2 separate regions of the Homo sapiens genome follow, and region 2 is linked to region 1. The links are chromatin contacts, found by Hi-C or POLR2A ChIA-PET in ENCODE. All regions are on one chromosome and are shown on one strand. The core of a region is the stretch at or near the end of the contact, and the rest is flanking DNA. Distances in the headings are between cores, read along the strand shown. Region 1 overlaps FREM3 (FRAS1 related extracellular matrix 3). Region 2 overlaps FREM3 (FRAS1 related extracellular matrix 3).

What was found. Hi-C counts contacts between places; a loop is a spot of excess contacts on that map. ChIA-PET counts read pairs that join two places held with the same protein, here RNA polymerase II (POLR2A). Pooled maps may share reads with other maps.
Region 2: a loop to region 1 is called in a map of aorta, with 2.3 times the contacts of the local background. The contact joins two enhancer-like sites. A Hi-C loop is called at or near these places in 3 of 168 maps with a recorded cell type or tissue (aorta and endothelial cell of umbilical vein), 7 of 37 single-sample maps with no recorded cell type and 9 of 50 pooled maps. POLR2A ChIA-PET finds 5 or more read pairs at or near these places in 1 of 52 experiments (CD4-positive, alpha-beta T cell).

What each region holds. Positions count from the first base shown.
Region 1 is chr4:143,624,514-143,629,420 of GRCh38, forward strand. FREM3 (FRAS1 related extracellular matrix 3) reads right to left here. Exons shown (of 8, transcript NM_001168235.2): 3 at 3,101-3,247. Among named protein-coding and RNA genes, the nearest start is that of FREM3, 74 kb to the right of the region's middle. Within about 2 kb of position 2,123, at least 8 of the 41 ENCODE cell types and tissues checked have a DNase peak (open chromatin) inside an H3K27ac peak, as active enhancers do.
Region 2 is chr4:143,665,603-143,670,521 of GRCh38, forward strand. The region is part of intron 2 of FREM3 (FRAS1 related extracellular matrix 3); the gene reads right to left. Among named protein-coding and RNA genes, the nearest start is that of FREM3, 33 kb to the right of the region's middle. Within about 2 kb of position 2,014, at least 2 of the 41 ENCODE cell types and tissues checked have a DNase peak (open chromatin) inside an H3K27ac peak, as active enhancers do.

The DNA.
Region 1 (4,907 bases), core at 873-3,372:
ATTGAATAGAATTGAGAAGAAAACATGGAAGGGGGATTGACAGAAAGAAGAGAACAGAGAGCAATCTTATTTAACTTATTTATTCTAGCACATGTTTATTGAGATCCTTTGATGTGCCAAACTCTGCCAGATGCTGGGGATTCAGAGATGAATAAGAAATTGTCCCAGCCCCCAGAAAGTTCATAGTCTCAAGAGAAAGATACTAGAATATGAGCTCTATGGCGGTAGAGATCTTTGACCGTTGTGTTCACTGATGAATTCCTGGGAATTAGGACAGTGCATGGCAGGTAGTAGGTATTCAATACAAATTTTTGAGTGAATATTTTGTATCTGATAATTTCAATTTCTGCAGCCTTTGGAAGACTGACCCTGAAGGTTGTTTCCTCTTGCTGATTCTTACTCATGGTGGCTTGTTTCCTCATATGTTTAGTGATTTTTTGATTGTAAGAGAACTCTTAGTAATTTTTCAGGCAATTAGTGCAATGTTGGTGAAAATGGAGAGAGGCAAGAGATTTGAGCTCTGTTAGGAAATAGTAATTAGTAACTTACTGAAGATACGAAACAACAACAACAACATCAACAACAACAAAATAGTGTTAAAATACCCAATGTGAGATACAATGGTGAAAAGTGCTACCCCATCAAGACTAAATAGACCTTCCTCTCAACCCAAAGTGTTCAAGCAGCATTCTAATATTGTTTGGTCTTGATTTTAACATACCAAGAAAACAATACCCATGCCTCACCACTTAAGTCCCATTATAAGGGTTAGTTACATTCTGCAGTTGTGTGGATGTGTGAAATCAAATATGGTAACCTGACACCAGCTATGGTGAAAACTTGATATAAAATAAGATTAATAGCCCCCCCATGCAATTCCTTGGCCTCATACTCAAATAATCTGAAACTTGTAAAAGATACCCGAAGCTATAGAGCCTGAAAATAATTTCAAAGGTAGGATAGCTAGTGTTGCCTTTGCAAATCTGCTGAAGAAAGCCTGCATTAATATTAGTTTGGTGACTGAGATTGAATGTCCAATATTTAGGAAGAGCCTCCTTTGGCCACATGTTGGAAGTGGGGAACATAAAAAAGAGTGAATGGTGTCCTCAGCCAAAGCTTAGGTAGAGCTAAGTGGAGCTGCTATAGGAATGAAGCAGGCACATGGTGATTTACTTAATGTTTGATGAACATTGTCTCTGTGTGAGGTGCTGAGGATGTCACACAGAATTAGGCACAGCCACCACTACCCTCAAGAGGTTTTCAATTTTGGGAGAGGCAAACAGATAAACAGGTGATTTTAATTGTGTTTGATGAGTGCCACAGAATGGTATTTATCACTTCTTGAGCATTGGCGGTATGCCAAGAACTGTGCTAGATTGATTTATAATCATTATTACGAATTCCCCTCAAACACATCGTGAGATGGATAATTTACTTACACATAAGGAAACTGAACTCTTTTGAAAGTCACAAAAAAGAGTAAGTGACAGAGCAGGAAGTCGAACTCCACCATTTTGTTTCTTTTTTCTTCTGGATCCTGTGGTTCGACTATTAGCCTGGGGTGGAGTTGGGGTATCAGAAGGACTTTCTGGAGTGTCTGATTGAGATGGTTTAGAGGTTCCTGTCTGTGATGTTGAGTAGTATTGTGATTTTAAAGAGTACTTACGGAACAGAAGGGCTGGCTGTAGTTTACTTAACAACAAATATTGGTGACTACCATATGCCCCATGCTGTTCTTGAGGTTGGACATAACCCAAGATGTAGTTCCTGACCTTATAAAGCTGAAATCTACTTGGGAAGACAAATAGACACATGATCCATGCCAATTATGGTAAGTGCTGTGAAGAACCATACAGCAGTGCATGTAGATAGAGTATGGCAGGGGTGCTGGTTTGGACAGGGTGGCCAGAAGGATTTCCAAAGGGTTCAGTTAGGGCAAACATTCAAATGGTTCTGAGCAGATGAACTTTTTTTTCTTGGGTCAGGATACAAATATCCTTCTTGACATTTTAACCCAAACTCACAAGAAAGCCTTGAGATAAAGAATTGTGGAAGTAGGGCCTGACAAGAGGAGGGAGGCATATTTCAGCTGACATTCCTGGCAGCGAGTTCCACCATGTGTTGATGTAGTAACCTGGAATGTAGGCCGAGGCTGAGGGCCACCCAGAAGTCAGGGTGCTCTTTGGCTGACCCCTTCTCCTAGGAGAACAGTCCTATTTTAGGAGCTCTGGGCCTGGAGCAGAGACTAGGGAAAGCTTCCCTTTCCTTGATTGCTTGTTTTCTCTCCAGCTCATTTCTTCCCTGGCTTCTCTCCAACAGTTTTGATATACTGCCTCGGCTCTGAGTGGGGTCCTGCATGTCGAGGAAACTCAATGCTTATTTGTAAAATGAAGACAATATAACCCTATCTGTCTTCTTAATAGATTATGTAAATAAAGGCAAAATGATTTCTGAAAGTTCTGGCAGCTAAAGATGTTATGAAAATACAATGCCTTATTAGAACAACTACTGTTAATTGTTAATGATGATAATCAGATATAGTATACCGGCATTATGTATGTGTTTACTCCAAGAAAACATATTTCTGTACTAGGTCCTTGTAGAACATAAAGAAATTTGACACCGTACATGTCCTCAAGGAATTTATAACCTACTAGCAAGGTTAAAACAATTATACATAATCAAAAGAAATATATAGAACTAAACACAGTAATGGATCATGTACTCATAAATAATTTTTCAAAAGAAATAGCTAAAAATATATGCTTAAAACAACTTTTAAGGAAATTGAGTGACTTGAAGATTGTGGGATGGCTATGAAGTGTCTTAATTTTCCTGGAGACTGGTGAGTTATAAAAGAGAGAAAGATGTAACTTGCTAGAAAGAGGAAAACAGGGGAAAGATGATAAAAATTGATACATATCTAAGCCCCATAACTCACATGGAGCAAAAACCACGGCACATTTTCACAGACACTTTTTTAGAGATTTCTCCAAACCAGTTCTTTATTCTCTTTCAGTATACTTTCTTGTAATTATTTTTAGTCCCAGATTTCATGTTTCCATGACCTTTTACCAACAACCAATCCAAAGTTACTTACTGATAAATGATGTTTCTCCAAGGTATCCTCTGCGTGTAAGGGTCACTTCTAAGAATGTGGAATCTTCATCCACAATGTAGTACTCTTTCTCCAAACAAATCCAAGCCCAGTTTAGATGGAAAGGCTGATTTGTTAGTTTATTTCCTCCTGCAATTGATAGGGGCAAAGGAAAAGTCAGCTGGAGTATTTGATGGCAATATTCAATGATCAATGTGTGCATTTTACTTCTGAAACCAAGGGTTTCAAAACATACTCGTTTTATTTTATTTTATTTTTTTGGTAGAGAGAGGAAATGTTGTTTGCTTTTCTAGAGGATGTCATGAGTGGCATCTTAAGCCCTATTCCTCCTGCTTAATCTGGAGGGAGCCAGGTGCCTCCTATTCCCAAAGGGTCTTGTGCATCAGGGTTCCAAAGAGCCAGAGCTTGGTAGTTTTAAATTCAGGTCATACTCAACACCTCTATCGTTTCCTCCCTGCCTGTTGTCTTCACTTTCACTCCCTCTGCCTCCTCCATTTTTTCTCTGCCCTTACTTACTCCTTTATATTATTTGAGCATCCATTTGATCTCATATTAGTCTGGAAGTTCCTTGAAGGCAATACCAACATTATATTTACCTATTTTATCACTTTCAGGACATAGTATGATGTATTGAACTTATACACTCTAATGTTTAAAAACTACCCATGAAGAGGACAATAGACAAGGGATATAAGGGCTCTATCTTATTTCCTCTTGTCCACACCGAGTCACTGGCCTCTTTCTGAAAGATCAACCCAGCCCCTTATTGTGGCTGTGTAATGTTTGTGTATTGGTAGCAAGAGAAGGTCTCCCTAATCTGGGGAGTGGTTGCTACAAATAATCACCCGTGAAAAGATGTTGAAGTAGAAGTCTTTATGACTGAGTTTCAACTGATGGGCCAATATGATAGATACCAGATACCAAAGTGACTGTGTATGAACTTTACCAAATACAGCTTTACTAACCAGTTCCACAGTTACTGGACCCCTTAATGAGATCAAGCATATCAAAATGGGGCAGTGTGTGGACTAGAAAGAAGAATTTGTGAAGAGAGTACTTTAGAAAAAGCTGATGCCATGGTGGAAATCCCTATTATCACCAAAAAGGGTATGGGTATGAGATGGGGCTACAGCCTTGACCTCCAGCCTACAGGGCTTCAGTGAACCTCCTGGAGAGCTTGACATCTCCTTCTATAGTTGGAGTCCATGTGACTTACTCATTTCCAAAAAAGATTGGCAGGGTAAAGGAGTGAGTGGAGAGCGCTGCATTGGGAAGCAGTCGAGTAGCTTTGAAGAGCAGGACAAAGAAAGCAGGTATATGGACTAGAGGTGGGTCATCTGTCCAGTAGGGCCAGTTAAGGAGGCAACAGGGTTTCCACAGAAAGGAAGCTGGGAGCCAACCACCAGATTCCCGTGGGTTGCACAGGCGGTAAGAGACAAGGAGGCTCTAAAGATAGGAATCTTCAAGGAACCCATGAAAACACCAAGTAAGGAAGGGGTCCCCTTTAAAGAGCTGCCACCCAGGGACCTCCAACAGCAGATGGCAATGATACTTTCTATACCAGACTGTGCTCTGCCTACCTTATCTCCTCTCTTTCTAGAGTCAACCTTGGAAGAGCAATACCTTGCTAGTAAGTAAAGGGAACCATGAGCATGGAAAGAGGGAAGCTGGCCTCAGCCCTCCTTCGCACTGCAGGTTCTGATCTATAGTTGCAAAGAAGGATCAGTAGAAAACAAGCACTGAGATTTAATCCTACTTGGGCTTAAAGGAACTCACTGATGTGTAATTG
Region 2 (4,919 bases), core at 764-3,263, 41 kb after region 1:
AAGTGGTTAAGGTATTTTCTCATTATAAAACACAAGATTTAAGTGAAATCCTATATAAAAGACACAGTAATGCTAACCATAATGAATTTTGAGATGTTTAAATTGAATACAGTTCTATGCAAGAGATACAAATTGTTTCCCCTCTGCCTTTTCAGAACTCCAGTAGAAGTTGATTGATTAAATCAACCATGTTTCAAGAACTATCTGGATTTCAAAGTGTACTCATCTAACTAGCCCTTGTGTTCTAGGATATCAAAGGCCTGATTTATCATAATTACCCACTGAAATGCATATTATGTTTTCTCAACATGTTTATTGTTAAAGATATTTCTTACACTATCAATCCAGCACATTTTGTTCTGAAAGCATTTTTCATTTTAGTAATCAGTCTAGCTTATCTGTACTAACCTTCTAAGATTATGCAAAGTCACTATTTTTATATTGATTGCTCTTCTTAGTTTCAGGCTTTAAATACCTGCCAGGGTTTTACAAACTTAAATTATTTTGTCTTAGATAAAATAGAAGATAGGTGCAGAGGTTCTTGAACATTTTTGTGCCATGGAGCGTGCTGGCAGTCTGGGAAAGCCTACAATCCCCTTCATAGAACAATGTTTCTACATGCATAAAAGAAAATGCATAGGATATGCAAAAACCAATTATATTACAACACAATTATTAGGATATTAAAAAAATTCTGCAACTGCTATGGAAAGCAGTTTGGCAGTTTCTAAAAAAGCTAAACATACAATTATTGAATGAGATACAGAAATTCTACACTTAGGTATATATCCAAGGGAACTGAAATCAGAGACTCAAAGATACTTGTATGCCAGTGTTCACTGCAGCATTTTTCACAATAGCCAAAAGGTGGAAACAACCCAAATGTCCATCAATAGATGAGTGGATAGACAAAATATGATATGTACATACAACGGAATATTATTCAGCGTAAAACAAAGTGATGATACATGTTAAAACATGGATAAACCTTTAAGACAATATGCTAAGTGAAATAAGCGAGACACAAATGGAAAAATATTGTATGATTCCACTTATGTGAAATATCTAGAAAGGTAAATTCATAGAGACATAAAGTGGATTAGAGGTTACCAGAGGCTGGAGAAAGGGGGAGTATTACTGTTTAATAAATAAAGGGTTTCTGTTTGGAGTGATGGAAGGTTGTGAAAACAGTAATGATAGTTGCATAACATTGTAAATATAATTGATGCCACTGAATTGTATACCTAAGAATGGTTAAAATTACAAAATTTATGTTATATATATTTTACCACAATGTAAAAAAATGTATAATATACTAAAAACCATTGAATTATAGACTTTAAATGGGCAAATTGTATGGTATATGAATTATATCTCAAGAAAACTGTTAAACAATTTTTAATAAAATTATTACCAAAATTTAAAGTAATAATGGCTGTGAAGAGTATTTTGACATCTCTGCAATACCTGTAATTTGATAATAAAGTATCTGTAATTTGATATTTCTAATAGTTGCGAAGTCACAAGTAATGCTAGTAGTATTTTTGTTACCAACATATATTTTATTGGAGGAATACTGTATTTTATGTGGAAGTTACTAAAAATTAACAGAAAATTTAAATTCAATTTCACCACTATATTCTATATACAGATCTCTTAAATTAAGATCTATAGATTTATTCTACTGAAAATAAACTACTTAAGGAAAAAATTGATTTGTCTTTTCTCTCTTTAATTTATCTGCATAAATAATTTTGCCAACTGAGAATCTAATGCTGGGCAGTGTTTATTAAATTAACATTTCATATTAAATCAAACTACTTTAAAAAAAAAGGAACTGGGAAATCTATTACAAGTCTTGCCTCAAATAATCGTTGAACTCCAACATTATATCAGTCGCTTAAAAAGACTAGAAAATCATTGTCTCAGGAAACTCATTTTTTTTTCTCCCAGTTCCTTGCCAACTGGCACACATTCTGCTTTGTTTTAATCAGAGGAAGTAGAGACCACATGCCATTTTCAATCCATCATAACTTTTTCAGTTGAGTAACTCAACTGGCTCTCCTAAGCAAGAATGCTTCCAGCTGTAATCCTGCCAGCACTACAAAATGTCTGCCCGGAGTAGGGCTTAGTGCCTTCCCCGATAATTAAAGAGGATGTCTAGCTCCTTGAAACTCATTGTGTGAATGAAACATTTTCCCTAGCTAGTCTCAAAGGGAATTCAATTTCCCTCTCTTTAGTAGGATTTTCTTAGCAGAGTTTTCTGATGTTCTTAGCTTTTTTTGAGTAAACATCATAACAAGGCATTCTGTTTCAGAGAATTTGTACTTATAAAAATAACAAATTCCACACCTTCTTCAGTGCATTTATTAGATATGACTATAGTCAGATATAATAAAAGTTGCTTATTATAACTTACAGAAATTACTTTTAAAATAAAATTGTTATCTTATGCAAACACTTTTTAGTAAATAGATGAAAGTGTTTTATATTTTCTAAACACTATTTAGCAGAATGAAAGATAAGGCATAAGTAATGTAAATAAAGTCACAGGTGGAGTATTACTACAGGGCTGGAAAGTGACTCAAGAACCGATGAACATGATGAGTATCCAGAGCTTATTCTACAAGCTGGGTCAAAGAAATAAAAAGCAAATGAAGAGAAGGTGGAAGCAGAGGTAGAAAGAAGAAAAAAGTAAAAGCAAAGAACTGGAACCTCAATGGCATCACTAACAATGATCTGAGGCCCTAAACCTTCCTCTGCTTTTGCCACACTGCATAACAATACATTCCTGTATTCACTTTCTCAAACAACTGCCAAAAAATAGAAGCAAAAGCAGAAACTTCTGTTTGCATGTCTATATCTAATAACACACCCAATGAATAAAACACTGTGTTCCTTGATCACTTGATTAGCGCATCCCTCACCCTTAATGTTGGCTTGTTTGGCTTCAATTCATGAAAGGGCTGAAATTTTATTGCCACTGACTTTCCAGTTTGGTGCTATTGCTAGGGCATGGGCCTCTGAAAACCTGACACGGTTAGATACCAGGTGTGCCTTTCATGTTTTACTATATGGTCTTCTAATGAGGCCAGGGTTTGATATCCACCCCATGCTTCATACATATATTTTGTTTCTCTGCCAATTTCTCATAAACACAGGCTGAAGAAAAGTGTGCAAGTGGACATAAGCATAGTCACTCCTACTTTTTTGTAAATTACTTTAGAAAAACCCGAATCATTCTCATACATGGAGACAACCCAGTATATCTGTGCCTTGATAGGGAATTGTAAGCAAATTGCTCAGAAGCTCAGCTTAGTTGAAACTCAATTAGAAAGCAATCTGTAGGTAGTTTTTCTATTAAAAATACTGTCTTCAGTTCAGCAGACACTGAAGAATGTCTGTCTTCTGTGACTCCAGACAATGAAGAGTGTATATAGTTAAGTCATTTACGTATTGAAACAGTGATTTTTGGTTTCTAAAAGTGGCAGTGGTTTCATTCAGTTGTTTATGCTACTTGCTTAGTGAGAGGCAAAAACTCAGAGGAGTGGCTTTATTTTCTCTAAAATAAAAATGAGTCTAAGACTGAGAGGCCTGTGAACCAGAAAAAATAACCACATTAGGAACTAGGGTGCGTTATGAATTCTCTCACACAGATCATAACTCTATTCTTAGCTGTGCTTTTAATTCTTAACTAATGAATTAATAATTAATTTCTTTAGAGAGAGGGTCTAGCTCTGTCACTCAGGCTGGAGTGCAGTGGCTTGGTCATGGCTGACTGCAGCCTTAGGCCCCTGAGTAGTAGCTTGGACTACAGGCGTGAACCGCCACGCCTGGCTATTGTTTAAAACAATTTTTTTTTTTTGGTAGAGACCGGGTCATCCTATGTTGCCCAGGCTGGTCTCGAACTCTTGGCGTCAAGTGATGCTCCCGCTTCAGCCTACTTTGGGATTATAGGCCTGAGCCACTATGCCCAGTCCCTAACTCTTCATTCAATTTTATATGAAGTTTTATGTAACACTAATACATGTATTCAACTGCTTTTTCAGTTCGGAAAAAAAAAAAAAACCACAAGTCACCTAAGGACTTGTCCTTTATGCATGTATTGTATACAAACATCAGCTTCCAGATGTTTGCCTATAGTTTTTGCTTTAAATTAAATGTCTTTTGCATTCTACAGAAGCATGTAATATATATATATTTTTAAATTTCAACTTTTATTTTAGACATAGCGGGTACATGTGCAGGTTTGTTACATGGGTATATTGCAGCCAGATAGTGAGCATAGTACCCAATAGGAAGTTTTTCAGCCCACGCCCTGCTCCCTTCCTCCCTTCTCAAGTAGTCCACTCTGTCTATTGTTACAAGAACTATGTAATTTTTAAACTAACAGTAGTTCCACATATTTAAAGATAATTTTGATATTGACTTAATTTCAAAGGGATTAGAATTTTGTGATCTTCCTGTCCTTCCCTGTGACTGCATAGAATGTAACCATTCACTCAATCTCATCAAATTGTTTCTTCATCTAAAAAATAGAGGATAATATCTATCTCCTGAGGAGATTCACTGAGAAATTAAGTACATCTAGCACAATACCTGGGACAAGATATGTGTTCAGTAAATGCCGAACTTGAATTTGAGAATGAAGAATTAAAAATATCCTGAAAAATGAAGTATTTTACTTTACTACCAATAGGAAAGATACATGCTAACTAGCCATTCTAAATGAGTGAAAATACTTTTCACTTCTGAAGAGTTGTTGTATATACATGCCTCATATATTAATATACACATATGTATTTATAATTATCTACTTACTAGGCACATGTGTATGTACATGGAATTTAAGACTTCATCCCGAGGTTGAAGTTATATTTTAAATTTATCTGTGAATTGATTATTTAATAACCTGTTAA